Linked DNA regions of Homo sapiens: region 1 is linked to region 2. The links are chromatin loops, found by intact Hi-C in ENCODE. Cell type or tissue: A673. All regions are shown on one strand. Links, peaks and the distances in the headings refer to the core of each region. The heading gives the core; the rest is flanking DNA.

Region 1 (7,397 bases), core at 2,167-4,666, 150 kb after region 2:
GCCTCCTGAGTAGCTGGGATTACAGGAACCTGCCACCACACTCGGCTAATTTTTGTATTTTTAGTAGAGATGGGGTTTCGCCATCTTGGCCAGGCTGGTCTGGAACTCCTGACCTCATGATCCACCCACCTTGGGCTCCCAAAATGCTGGGATTAACAGGAGTGAGCCACCACACACGGCCCAATGCTGCTTCTTTTAAGACCTCCCTGATTGTCCCTGTGTGGTCTCTTGCAATACCGACAGCTCTCATTACTTGATATCTTGCATGGCATATCTATTTATTCTTTTCTCTTAAACTTTGGAAGGGCATAGATCACTAGTCTTTTTGTAGACTCCTACACAATGCCTTGCTCTCAGAATGCAAATTGTGCCCAGTGACTGGGTCCATAAACTTGGGGAAATGCAAGAGACAGACTGATGAATAATGAATACTTCTGCACACAGTTAATATATTTGTTTTATAGCACCTCAATGGTCTCAAGTGATAATGCAACTTGGCTATTTAAGCCTATTTTATATAAGTGGAATGTACAGCTCAAATAATGCAACCTAAATTACACTTGCATATATGAGCTACGGAGCATATAGTGCTCTATTGTTTTTGCAGATCGGAAACCTAGGTAAGAGCTGTTAAGGGCACCCTCCCTGGTCACTATCAGACTGTGGTAGCACTGTGCTGATCTGGAATCTGAGTCCCAGAGCCCTACCCATCAAATGACATGACTTCCCTTAGCAAATGGGAATTTTTCAGATGGATTCATGCACAGATGACATATTCTCCCAAATGCGCAGTTCAGCCCTTGGTGCATCTGTGCCAATGCTTCAGCACCTGCCTTAGCAAACCACATGTCCTGTGTCAAGTGATTTAACATAACCAGGAAACTCTCCTTGTACCACCAGCTTAATACAAATCCTGATTCAATCCCATGTACTACAGGAGAACACATATCTCAGTTCTGGTTCCAGTCTCTCCTCCTCTCTTTCCAACACAAATCCAAACACCTGTTCTTAGTAATTTCTATTTTTAGGTCACATTCCCTAGCATAAACTACATGATATTTTGAGATTTTTTTAAAAAGTGGAACTTAGGAGGACAGATTGGATGGACACTAACTGAAATCTTTATTTGAGTTAAAGGTTAGAAACCTATGAGTTGCAGGCATGGAGAAGTACTCCTCCATCCCAAATAATGTCCTCCGAATGTAAACAGAACTGAAAAAGTAAAATTTACCTTCGAAGCAGTATGTTTTACACGTTTTTTAATAGTAAAAGTCATAATAAATTCAGAATTGCTTTTTAATTCTTGACGTACAGAACTCAAAAATTTGACTCTGCTTGGAGCTCATTGATAAAAGCAGACCGTTGATGCTCTGATGTTTGCTCCATGCATCAAACTTATCATTCCTTCTTCCAAAAATAAAACTCACTAAATACATGAACTGAACAAATGTGTTTGTCTTCAGTTTAGTTCAACTAAGATACACGGAGTTTTATCATTGAGTCTTACACATCACAGCCTTTCTCATTTGAAGTGGTGGTCACAGCTAACAATTCATTTGAAACGTTTACTCCTCACCTGTTGCTTGCTCACGCCCTGCGTCACTCATTCCCCGACTCCATTCATACACATTTGCTGAATATTCCACATAGTCTCCCCTAAGTCAGTGAAGGCGACAGAAGGAACTGTCCTGGGTGGTTTCCATGGTTTGAGCTGTATGTGAAATTGCTAGGTGAATTTTACAGAAAGTGCTCCATGAAGAGCAGACACTACTATTATCATTACCGTTACTACTATTACTATTATTGCCACTCATTTTGGCATTTAGCACATGATAGATACATATATTTTCTATTTTCTCAACATGGTCAGCAGGTTTTTCGTTGACAAGCTCCAGGTTCTCTGTCTCAGAGAACTTGAAGAAGTCAGGTGTTCAAGAAAGATCTGATACTTTCTGGCAGTTAATCCTATATTAGCAATGGGACTCTCCTTCATCCACATGCAGGGCTTATTTTTATTTTTTTTTTATACAGGGTCTCATTCTGCCACCCAGGCTGGAGTGCAGTGGTGCAATCTCAACTGACTGCAGCCTCGACTTCCTGGGCTCAGGCGATTCTCCCACCTCAGCCTCCCAAGTAGCTGGGACTACAGACGCACACCACCATGCCTGGCTAATTTTTTAAATTTATTGTAGAAATGGGGTCTTACTATGTTGCCCAGGCTGGTCTTGAACTCCTGGGCTCAAGTGATCCTCCCACCTCAGCCTTTCAAAGTGCTGGGTTTACAGTGAGCCACCACGCCCGACTGGCTTCTTTCTTTATTCACATCTAGATTCTGACTTTCCAGAAAAAATATTTTTTTCTTGTTTGGAGAAAATCTTTTTCCAACTACACCCAATTTGAGTGAGGAAAGGAAATAGTAATAATTGACTTCTAAGAAAAATAAATGCCAACACTGATACTTGCTTGACACTGAAGATCAACTGAGGGCCTTGTGTCGGATGCCTCTAGTTTAACTTAGTTAAGTTCACCACCTGCAACGGCTGGCACTGCCAATTCCCATATCTCAACTGCTTATCGAACGTTCACTGGCTAAGCCCTCAGTGACTTAAATATTTCTTGCCTTGATTGTTTAATTAAATTCAGGTATGGTTCAGAGGACAGCAGGAGCCTCATGTTGTTACAATAATGAGAGTTTTTGAAGTTTTAACTCTAGCAGACTATTAAAAATACAACTATGATTCAACTGAAAGCTTTATAAAGTGAAGGTGTAATTTTCTAAGCAATGAAATAGTCAATCATTACCTGTGGTGATGAAGGGATCAGTAATAAGATATGAAGCTTCATTTTTCAGGTCATCAGTTCACACAGCTAAAGGGTGCAGAACCTTCGTGGAATTCCATTAAACACAAGCACATGTGTATACACACGCAAACATACATGTACACGTATATGTGCGCGCGCGCACACACACACACACACACACACACTGCTTTGAACAAGTCTGAGGCCTCAGTCCATTTTCCAATAATGGATAAGTCAGCTTTGCAAAACCACAAATCACAAACACTTGCCTTGGTTTTCCTTTTGCCAATAAAATCAGGTTGAAATTTAAAAAAAATAAAAACTTATAATTCCTGGTTGTAAATTTTTCTAGGAGAAATTTCAAGTATTGTTGCAGCATAGCAGGAAAAGATTTGCATTCCAGTTGGTGGTTCTGGTATTACTCAGGGTGATTGCAGGAAGTCCCCAGCTGCTTGGGCAGGAAATGGGCCCTTGATTTTTTTATTTAACAGACGATACTTCAAGGTAAAGCAGCTCACAGAATTATTGGCCTCAGAAATTGTATTAAGAATAATAGTTTCCACAAATAATTGCTAGAAATTGTTCATTCTACAATTGTAAGCATTTCATGTAAGGTGAAAACACTAATGACCCACCGCCCATTGCTGAGACCGCCAACCTAGGACTGGCCTCTGTGTTGAGCCCCCAGGCTCGTGGGGCTCCCTGAAACTTTTATTTCCAAGCCATTAATGGTGCAGTCAGAGGTGGAATAAGGGAGGCAAATCAGTTCCTAGAGGCCTGCCTGATCTCTTGTCAGTACCCACTCTTCCAAACTCTTGCTTGGAGTACCAATGAAAAATAGCATCTCTATAAATTGTAAATACATAAATATATACAAGAACACAAACGCGAGGGTAACAGCAGGAAGCAATGGGAGGGTTGACACTGTTCTTCATCATTTAGAGTCCCCTGTTAGCAGCTAACCATGGAATGAGATCAGCCCACCAGACCACGTTCAAAACACGGGACAGAGGAATCGGGACAGATACAGCTATCCTCAATCTTAGGCACAGGTGTGTACAGGAGTGTTGGAGAAAGACCCAGGGACATGGAAACTTGTGCATTGCTGTGGCTTTCAAATGTGCACAGCCTGAGCAACACGGCGAAACCCTGTCACTCCAAAAATTACAAAAATTAGCCAAGCATGGTGGTGAATGCCTGTAGTTCCATCTATTTGGGAGGGTGAGGTAAGAGGATTGCTTGAGCCCAGGAGGCAGACATTGCAGTGAGCTGAGGTCATGCCACTACACTCCAGCCTGATTGACAGAGTGAGCCTGTCTCAAAATAAAGTAAATAAATAAAAATAAAATTTGCACGATGTGGGACATAGAAACAGAAGTCCTAAGTGACAGCATTTTATAACTGTCAATGGCATTCTCGTTGGATATATGTGAATTCCCTTCATGGACTTGACTTGATGAGTCAATATTTCCATGGAAATCATCCAGTAAGGAAAAAACTCGGGATGCCATCCTCCCATGGAGATGCACTTACTTGTGTCCAGACTCATGGGCAATGGTGAAGGCCAGTCCAAGACCTGTATCTTCATTAATCGTGCAGCTGCGATATTTACTACACATTCCACTTATGGGTGCAAATCCTGTGAAGGACAAAGATCAAAAGAACACATAGCGGTGTTGTAATAAAATAAAGCATAGTATATTTATTTTCTACCCCTTAGTGAAATTTAGTTCTTATGTTCATATGGGAAAATATGAAATGGGAAACACTTAGACAACCGTATAAAGGGGACTTGATAAGGTAGGGGAAGGGACTCCCTTCCAGGGAGCCCAAGGACTCTCTGTATTGTGGAACACAATTCATGGTTCTATGTAACGTTCGTGGTGCAGGCTCTAATTGGGGCGTGACTCTATTAGAGCCTGGGGCAGGCTCTAATAAAGCGTGGAATCTATTGCAGATGGAGGAAGGTCTTTGCCTTATTCTAAACACCTATGTTCCCAAAAGACCAAGTGAAAAGGTGCTGTAGAGAATGGGTGTGCTGGGAGGTCCCCAAGACCACCCCCAGCTTTAATGATTCACATCTGTCATAACGAGCATTTGTCACCCTCATGGTTATTATTTAATATGGCAAAAGGACACAGGGCAAAATCAGCAAAGGGAAAACACATGGGCAGAAGTCGGGGGAAACAGGCACACACGTCTAAGGGTCCTTGCCCTGCAGAGTCACACAGGATGTGCTTTCTTCCCCAGCAATGAGTCGTGGCAATGAAGGTGAATGTTGTCCACCAGGGACACTCATTAGAAACTCAGTGTCCAGGGTTTTCTCTGGGAGCTGGTCACATAGGCACCCACTGCCTAAAGTTTGCCAAAATTCCAGAACCTCAGAAGGAAACCACACTGTTTGTACACACAATTTAGGCACAATGAGCCACTCTTTGGAGGTAGGGCAGTGGGAACCATCCTACAACCTGAGTTCTCGGAGTCCAGCCAAGAGCCAACTGGGTGAGGAGGGCTGTCTAAGGACAAGCAGCCGGGACACCACGTTAACTTGCTTTTGCACAATAAGACTAACCGCTATTAAATTGGGCTTTATCTGAAAGTTTTTATAAACAAAAACCCTTCCTCCCTAGGAACTTGGGAAGAAACGGAGAGTTAGAAGACATGTTCAGCGGAATCCTGGTCAGTAGCACAGTGTTTTACACAGACCATCCGGAAAGAATCACAAAGTGCTGCCTCTACAAGTCACACCCAGCCCCGTAAATGTCTAAAACATTGCTAAGATTGAGATACAGAGAGAGAAGGGAAAAAACAGGAAATATAATCTGGTCGTAGTATCTCCACAGATACTCATCAATGTACTATTTCCACTATATAATGAGAAAGCCTTCGATCTATCCACCCCATTGGCACAAGCAGTAGAAGAAACAAAAAATATATATGTATTTATTTTGTTAGAAGAGATAGGAACTCTGGAATCTGTAAGACATTTACTTGTTCAATAATCACTCTTGATGAATGCAAGCGTACTTCTATGTTTGGCTAAAGTTTATACAGGGAAGTGAGTCTTTACACCTTCACTAAGAAGCTGCTACTGCTTATTAACAAGGAACAAGGGCAAAAATACTCAACACTGTGTCACGGCCAGGGGTGCACATTCCACACACGGTCCTCACACTCTGCTGGAGGTTCTCACCCAAAGTGTCACAGGGCTCATTCTTCCAGGAACATATATCCAGACCAGTCAGTAAGATGGCGTGGTCATGACGAGTCCCATCTTTCCCCATCAATCCAGACTGCCACTGGCAGAAGCTACTTAAGGTGTGGTCTGCGTGGTGACTTATCACCAGTCCTGGCTGTGCAAGAGACAAGGACCGAGGACCCCATGATAATGAAGAGAAAACATGTTATAATGCATTGTCATCACAGCAAACTATTATTGACCTGGATTTCAAATACATGGCTGGATCTGGATGGCATATAAGCTAACGCGTGTATTTTACGTATTCTATAAAACCCGTACAGATCCAGTGTACACACTTAGGCACGTTTCTCTGGTTCCATACATAAACAATTGAAATGTATCTGGCTGATCCTGAATGCATGTTCAATGACCCAAGAAAGATTACTTCTGTGCATGAATTTTTTGTTTTCAAAAATCTTTCAAAAACACTTTTCAAAATTAAGTAAAGCCACAGAATCATTTATACATGGCTTTGTACATACATATACAAAAACACGTCTAGATGGTGATATGTTTATCTCATAACCAAGTTAAGCAAGTGGGATTTCCAATAAATAAGTCTTTTAATACTTATTATTATAGTGTTAAATTAAATATCTTTTCTACAAAGGCAGTATATTTCTGAGAGGAGGTGGGTCAATTGGTAAAGCTTTATTTCTGGAAAATAAACTGCAACTAAAAGGAGACTTTGCAAGCCATGTTCAACCTCCTCTGTCTCCATTAGGTTCAGATAACGCAACGATGAAGTAACAGAGCGTAGAACATTGGAACTCTTGGGAACGGAAGAATTCGAGACACAGAAGAACATGCATCAGACCAGCCTGCACCAAGTTATTTGAACCTTATTCACCGGCATGCTCTAGTTTCCTATGGCTGGTGGGACAACACCAGGTTTAATTACCTCAGCTTCAGGACACTGGCTTGTTTAAAGCTTGCACTGTTAGGATGTCGTATTGAAATTTTTGTCTCTCAGACACTGAATATGTTTTCTCCTGAAATGTTTATGTTGTTTTTACAGAAAGTCAAATATACCCAAGCAAAATGCTACACACAAACACGGGGGCAAGCCTTGCGTTCTTTAGCAGGTGATTTCCAGGAAAACTGCATTAATTAAAGTTAACACAGGTGTACGATCAAACGATAACCTCGCTTATTCTTTGCAGCTTGGATGAATTCCAAGGTGAAGAGGTTTTAATACCAGGAATAATTAACCTGTCACCTGAGAAGCCCGGCATGTTCAGCAACCCCCTCCCCAACTGCGCACTCACACAAAAGACAATGAGGTTGTATCTTCCCTGACTAGTCAGACTAGAAATAGCCCTGTCCACACATGCCCCCACCATGCACAGAAAAA
Region 2 (7,397 bases), core at 3,223-5,722:
AGATTGCTTGAGTACTGTCTTCCCTACACAAAGCTCACCCAGTACATTTTACTTTTAAATCACTTAATTGATTTTGGTCATAATTTTGGTTAAAGTGTAGAGAATCTGGATGTACATCAGCTTGCAGGAAGTGGTTTATCATTGTGTTACCTCAAATCTGACCAGTAGAGCCCGCGTCAGCCATAGAGCAGCACCTTGGATAGAGAATGAATTGCTGCTGGAAGGAACAGCGTAAGATGAGAAATGTCTAATCTTTTGGCATTAAATACACAAATCAAATTATGTAGCATTTGCAAATTAATATGCATTATAATTATAATTTCTGAGCTGATGGATGAATGAATCGGAGACAGTGTTACTACTGTGATGTGTGCGTGTTTAAAATTAGTTTCTTCTTTCTCATTAAAAGTGAGCTAGTAAAAGGGGTAGGGAGAGTGGATGGGTAAAATGCAAAGTGTGATTAAATGTCAGGAGCTGGCTTGAACTGCCAACTCCCCCAGGCTTGGCAGCAGAAAACCAAACCAAACACACTCCAGGAATACTGTATATTAATGAGAAGCTCCAGCCTCCAGGGGCAGATGTGATAAAATCTGGGAAAATGTGGGGCTTTAAGGACGTTGCCTAGAAAGAACAATAGTCGGATTTTTCCAGGGCAGGAAGTGTGGGTTGAATGAGTTTTTATTTTATTTTTTCTTAATTTCCTGAATGTGTAAGCAACAGTTTTGAGCCCCAGAGGCCTGGACTGGGGGTAGGACTGCAGCCAGGGAGTGCTGTGCTCAGGGAACTGCAGACTGGAGAGGAGGGAAGAGCTCCAGCTGCACCTCTGTGGAGGCTGGGAGTCCCCTTTGTGGGACGCATCTTGGTGTCTGGGAGAGAGGGAAGCATGCATCACATCCATGACGAAGGCCTAGAATGTCCTAATGCATCACATTCAGGTGGCTGGAAAATGTTTCCATCTGCATCAGGGCTGAACCAAAGCTGGAAGGTCCCTTGTTCTGCAGTGATGATAAAAACTTAGATTTTTCAGATTTGTGCAGCACAATCTAGAAAGGAAGAGCCCCGAGGAGCTGAGATGTGGGTGTGGAATGATTTTTAGGTAGAGTTTTGTTGAAGTAAGACTCAACAAGAGTCCTTTTCATTGATTTCAAGTCTGTTGTGTAACGTGGAACACAACGATGGCCTTCTTAATCTGGTTTGGCCCTGAGAAGGCAGCCACTGCATGTCACACATGGCTACACTCTTGAAAAGTGCTGGCCCCTGGGGTCTTGTGACAGTCCATAGCAGCAGCAGGCAGTGCAGCTGTAAAAGGACAGAGAGGGGGCCGGGTGCAGTGGCTCATGCCTGTAATACCAACACTCTGGGAGGCCAAGTCAGGTGGATCGCTTGAGCCCAGGAGTTCGAGGCCAGCCTGGGCAACATGGTGAAACCCCATCTCTACTAAAAATACACACACGCACAAAAGTTAGCTGAGTGTGGTAGCATGCACCCATAATTCTAGTGACTCAAGAGGCTGAGGTGGGAGAATTACCTGAGCCCAGGAAGTCGAGGTTACAGTGAGCCATGACCTAGCCACTTCACTCCCGCACTCTAGTCTGGGTGAAGGAATGAGACCCTGTCTCAAAAAAAAAAAAAAAAAAAGAAAAAAGAAAAAAAAAAGGAACAGAAATTCAACTTCAGGAGAGTGGATGGAAGGAGACAGGAATGGGAAGGTCTCCAAAGGCTTGCAGCCTCCACTACCCAGTGCCAATAACAAGCTCATTTAATTCACTTGCACAGAAGGCAAACCTGAAGGCCACTCGTGGCATGTAAAGAAAGAAAGAAGGAGAGGGAGTCTTCCCAAAATATACAATTTAATAATTTCCATGTAGTCTTAAGTGTTGGTCTTCTCTATGATGTCAGCCATTAATCTCTTGGGATTACTAAAAAAGGAGTGCATTGGAATGACTCATTTTTCTGTAATATTTTTCCTCCTTATCCTCCTAGAAGAGTGTAGATCATCACTGGAGTCATCAAAAGCAAAGGGAGATTAAACTCTGAGAAGCAACCAGGCATAAATCTTCATGACCTTGGATGAGGCAATCATTTCTTAGACATGACACCAAAAGCAAAACCAACAAAGAAAAAAAATAGATATATTAGACTTCACCAAAATTAACTTTTGTCTTCAAAGGACACTATCAAGAAAGTGAAAAAAAAAAAAAAAACCCACCCACAGAATGGGAGAAAATAAACACAGATCATATATCTGATAAGGGACTCATATCCACAGTATGTAAAGAACTCTTGCAACTCAACAATTAAAACACAAATGACCCAAATTAAAAATTAGCAAAGGACATGCATAGACATTTATTCAAATAAAATATATAAATGTCTCATTAACATGTGCAAAGACACTCAATGTCATTAGTAATTAGGAAAATGCACATCAAAGCCGCTGTGAGATAGCACTTCTGGCCCTCTAGGATGGCTACAGTGAAAAAGATGGTGGATAACAAGATGTGGAGAGAATGGAACCCTCGTGCCCTGCTGGTGGACACAATGGTGTAGCTGCTTGGGAAGCCCGTATGGCAGCTCATGAAAATATTAAACACAGAGTTTCCATACAACCCAGCCATCCCACTCCTAGTATAAATCCAGGAGAAATGAAAGCGTGTTCACACAGACACTTGTACACACATTGTTTACAGCAGCATCGGGGGATGAAAGAATTAACAGATGAAAGAGTTAACAAAATGTGGGACCTCCACTATCTGCAATGAATAGGTTTATCCTTTTTTTATGTCAAGTACAAAAGTCAAATACAATGGCCATGTAGCATATGATTCCACTGATGTGAAATGCCTGGGGCTAAATCATTAAGACAGAAAATGAATCAGTGGTTACCAGGGGCCGAGGCTCTGGCTGCTAATAGTATGGAGTTTCTTTTGGGATGATGAAAATGTTCTGGAATTAGATAGTGGTGAGGATTGCAAAACTTTGTACATATAAATATTTTAAAAATACCGAATTGTACAGGTTAAAAGGGTGAATTTTGTAGTGTACCAATTATGTCTTAGGAAGGCATCTACAAGCCATTTGTAGATAAGATGTTGGGGGATGTATTTAAAGAACATTTCTTGGGGTATCCTGGAGGCTGGATGGTGTATATGGCACAGTTCAGGCATTCCAGCACTCTCCAGGGGCTTAGAGGACACGTAACTCAGTGAGGTGGTCACAGAGGGAGCTCAGCCAGGGTCTCAGCCTAAGACAAGCATGCCTTCCCCCACTGCCCACTGCAGCCACAGCCTCGGGTGCGGATTCTGTGTCTAGGGCTTGGTCACAGCCGACAAATGCAGACAAGGAGGGTCAATAAGCAGGGACGTGACAGGGTCCTCCCCTGGGACTGCAATTCATGAGGATGACTGAATGATGGCACGGAGAGTGCCACTGAAAGTCGATATTTATTCTTCATGTTTTCCGAGTGGAGAGGTCACACCATGCCAAGTGGGGCCGCATGGGGAAGCACCCATGTCTGGCAAGAGGAAGAAAGGCGGAGGAGTGAGTGCAGAGACTGGGCTGCAGCTTGTGTTTTCTGTGGGAAAGGCAAGGCCTGATGGGAAGGGCTTGGCACTGGACGGTTACAATAGTGTCAGCAGGCTCTGGGCTCCGGCGGTGGTCTCTGGTTGCCTGGTACCTGGCTTTGGGGCGATTTAGGATGGGGGATATACTGGCTTGGTGAGTAAGAGTTAGATAAAGGGCGTGGTTTGGGGTATGGATTTGGGATGGTTGGCTTGCACACTCCAGGGTAAGCCCGTCGCTGGCTCTAGATGCTGAGTAGTTCTGGAAAGATCAGGCTCTCCCATCAGGGAGGCCACACACACCACAGAGTCAAGAATACAGAAAGCAAGGAAACAGTTAACATTTTCTCCCCCCCAGCACCCGTCCCCAAGAAAAATCACATTCTATGAACGTGTTTCCATGACTGTGGTTGGCTCCTCTATTTTAATGCCTATATTGGGGGTGTCTGGAGGGTCTACCTTTCTGTTCATGGCAGAGATACTCAGGATCACTCAATGACTGGCTGGTTAATTCATAATGTTGTTCTGTGATTTCATATTCGATCTTCAGTTCTGATGAATGGCTAGCACTCCTCCAAATAAACTCCTCAATCAAGTTTAAGGGTCCTACGTTGGGTGTTGCAAATTGATCGAGAGCCCTGTTTCCATGAGTGCAATCCTGGACCACTTAGGGACATCTGGGCCTGGGAAAACCCCAGCCAGGCTGTAGGAAAGACACGGGAGGCAGCTGCGAAGAGCGGCAATGCTATAGAGTTCCATCTGCAATTGATTTTCCAGATACTTAGAGATAAATCAATCAGAATCCATTAAGAAAGGAAGACTGGAGAGGGTGATCTGTGAGCCCTCTGGGGATGGGAGGGAGTCTCAGGCCTGTGAAAGCTGAGTCATCCATCGTGGGATGAGTAATGCCGAGAGGAAACAAATGCACAGAGAATTCCACACACACGAGGGAGCCAGCGGGGGCCTGGGGACGCTGCATGTGGCAAGAGCGTAGGAGGTCTGGGAAAGTGTGCTAATGTTTAGGATCATCTTTCCTGGTATCCCCCACTGCCAATTACAGTCTCCTTGCAGTGACTTTTCCTGAGCGGATCGGTAGGTCGATTGCTTTCCTCGGTGATTTGCCTTTGAGATGTTGCTCAATCCCCCTGGCTTTCTCAGCCAAGCATTTGGCTCTCTGGAGACACACGCAGTTCTATTCTGGCCTCAAATCCTTCTAGGGGATAGGGAGGTACCGAGATGAAGCTGCCAAGTTTGGGCAATTTTACCACTAATTGTATGAACACAAATGGAAGAGGCAAAATGAAAATTGTTCCATACAATTGGACTCAATGTGAACAATTTGGGATTTATCATGAAACACAGTAATCAAAACAAAAAGGGTCCCTGCCCCAGAAATAGTTTAATATCTTTGAGAAGAAAAGAAACATAAGTGGTAATAGGTTAGCCTACGTGTTCTAAACTTCACTCTGGGAGGGGCTTATAGAAATGTCCTGAGAAAAGTCAAGGAAACTTCAAACCTGCTTCTTCCAGGTCCCAGGTTTGCCAAATCCAGGAGGGAGTGTAGGTGCACAGACCCTGGCTGTGCCACAGTTTGTTCTGCTACCAACCACGGCTGTTGGAAACATTGAATGGCGGGTGGGGGTGCATTCCAACATCTCCAGGCCCCCGCTTACCTGATGCAGATTTGAGAGTATGGCCAGGAGAGGCCGTGGCAAAGGCATGTGGTTCCAGGCTGGCCCCAGGCACAGGGATTTCTCTGCCCAATGAAATGGATTCTTCCTTGACTTCTTAGAAAATGATGACAATTATTAGGCTCCTAATAGACTGTTCCATGAAGAGAGAGAATTAAAATGTACTCTTCCAAAGTCTAGTGTGTTGCTCACCCTCAAGTTTGGCTGTGGCTACTATGAATAATGCTGTTATGAATATTCATGTTTAAGTTTTTCACTGAATATGCTTTCACTTTTCTTGGGGTTACACCTGAGAGTGGAATTGCTATGCATATGGGAATTCTATGCTTAACTTTTTGAGGAACTGCCAAGCTGTTCCAGGCTGCAACATTTCACATTCCTGAGAGCAAGGTTTTAGGGTAATTTCTCCACATTCGCATCCGCACTTGGTATTTAACTTAAAAAAATATATCGCTGCATTAGTGGATGTGAGGCACTATCCCTCCGTTGTTTTGCATTTCTCTAATGACTAATAATACGTAGCACCTTTTTTTGTTCTTGTTGGCCATTTGTATATCTTCTTTGGATAAATATCCAGTTAATTTCTTTGACTATTTTTTAGTTGGGTTACTTTCCTTTTTATTGTTGAGTTGTATGAGCGTTTATATGTTTTGGATAGTAGAGCCTGTTTTGGTCCTTTCTGGCTGCTATAACAAAATACCTTAGACTGGGTAAGTTATAAACAACAGAAATGCATTGCTCACAGTTCCAAAGGCTGGGAAATCTAAGATCAAGGGAATAGCAGATTCTCTGTCTGGTGAGGGCTGCTCTGCTTCAAAGATGGTGCTTCATCACCACATCCTCACATGGCCGAAGGGGCAAGGAATCTCACTTGAGCCTTTGTCATGAGGGCACTAATGCCATTCACAAGAGTGGAGCCCTCATGCCTTAATCACTTCACAGAGGCCCCACCTCCTAATTCTATCACATTGGGTATAAGATCCCGGTATATAAATTGTGGGGAGACACCAACATTCAGACTGCAGCTGACCCTTCTCAGATAATTCATTTGAAAATGTTTTCCCCATTCTACAGGTTGTCTTTTCACTTTCTTGATGATGTCCTTTGATGCATAAAGGTTTATACTTCTTAGTCAGGCACCGTGGCTCACACCTGTAATCCCAGCATGGGATCACCTGAGGTCGGGAGTTTGAGACCAGCCTGACCAACATGAAGAAACCCCATCTCTAATAAAAACACAAAATTAGCCAGGCATGGTGGCATGCGCCTGTAATCCCAGCTACTTGGGAGGATGAGGAAGGAGAATCGCTTGAACCTAGGAAGCAGAGGTTGCAGTGAGCCGAGATTGCACCATTGCACTCCAGCCTGGGAAACAAGAGCAAAACTCCGTCTCAAAAAAAAAAAAAGTTTATACTTCTCATGAAGTCCAATTTATTTTTTTTCTTTTGTTGCTTACGCCTTCTGTATTATAATAAGAAAACTGTTACCAAATTCAGTGTCACACAGATTTATAGAAGAGGTTTACAATTTCGGCTTGTACATGGAGGTGTCTGTTCCATTTTGGGTTGATTTTGAAGACAGGGAGAGGTGGGAGTCCAACTTTATTCTTCTCCATGTGGATATCAAGTTGCACCAGCACCATTTTTTGGAAAAGCTATTCTTTCCCATTGAATTGTCTTGGATGAACTATGATAGCAAATAAAAAATGAAATCTATTATCTGACTGACTTTTTTTCTAACCTCAGAGTTTCCTTAGAGTCATTTGTTGTGTTTTTCACTGGACAGTATCTCCTATAAGTTTGGTTGTTTTTAGCTGTCATGTTCAAAATGATCTAAAGGAGACACAAAAGCTGAGTGTTGAAAAATGTCAGGTGTGTCCTCTGTAAGGACACACATATCTTACAATGTGTCTGTGTGCCCATTGTGCCACTCCTGAAATGCTCCAGCCTTCCCTTTACCATTTAAGACTCAACTCCAGTCTCTCCTCCTATGCTGAAGTCACCCTGAGCCTCCTCTGTGCGCCGATTGGGCTTCTGGAATTGGTATTTTACATGCTTCTATGAGTGAATTTTTCTACACTGAGGTATAATTACCGATTTGATTCACGTGCCCCCTCCCACGTTCGTCTGCGCAGATGGAAGGCCGT

The links. Peaks named below come from ENCODE experiments on the same cell type or tissue, not always from the same donor. Only the 100,000 strongest peaks of a DNase experiment are listed, where the experiment ranks them.
Region 1: a loop joins it to region 2, with 4 times the contacts of the local background. A loop is called at or near these places in 3 of 110 quality-filtered maps.

What each region holds. Positions count from the first base shown.
Region 1 is chr5:5,188,729-5,196,125 of GRCh38, reverse strand. It overlaps ADAMTS16 (ADAM metallopeptidase with thrombospondin type 1 motif 16), which reads right to left. Exons shown (of 23, transcript NM_139056.4): 7 at 5,996-6,155; 8 at 4,336-4,441. Among named protein-coding and RNA genes, the nearest start is that of ADAMTS16-AS1, 16 kb to the right of the region's middle. In A673, for the core only: no CTCF peak of the experiment used is centred there; a DNase peak (open chromatin) is centred at 3,235; H3K4me3 peaks cover 389 bases; H3K27me3 peaks cover 404 bases.
Region 2 is chr5:5,337,609-5,345,005 of GRCh38, reverse strand. The region is part of intron 2 of LOC101929200 (a long non-coding RNA gene); the gene reads left to right. Among named protein-coding and RNA genes, the nearest start is that of ICE1, 81 kb to the left of the region's middle. RefSeq lists enhancers at 3,027-3,526, 3,527-4,028. In A673, for the core only: a CTCF peak has its summit at 4,502; a DNase peak (open chromatin) is centred at 4,505; H3K27ac peaks cover 1,844 bases.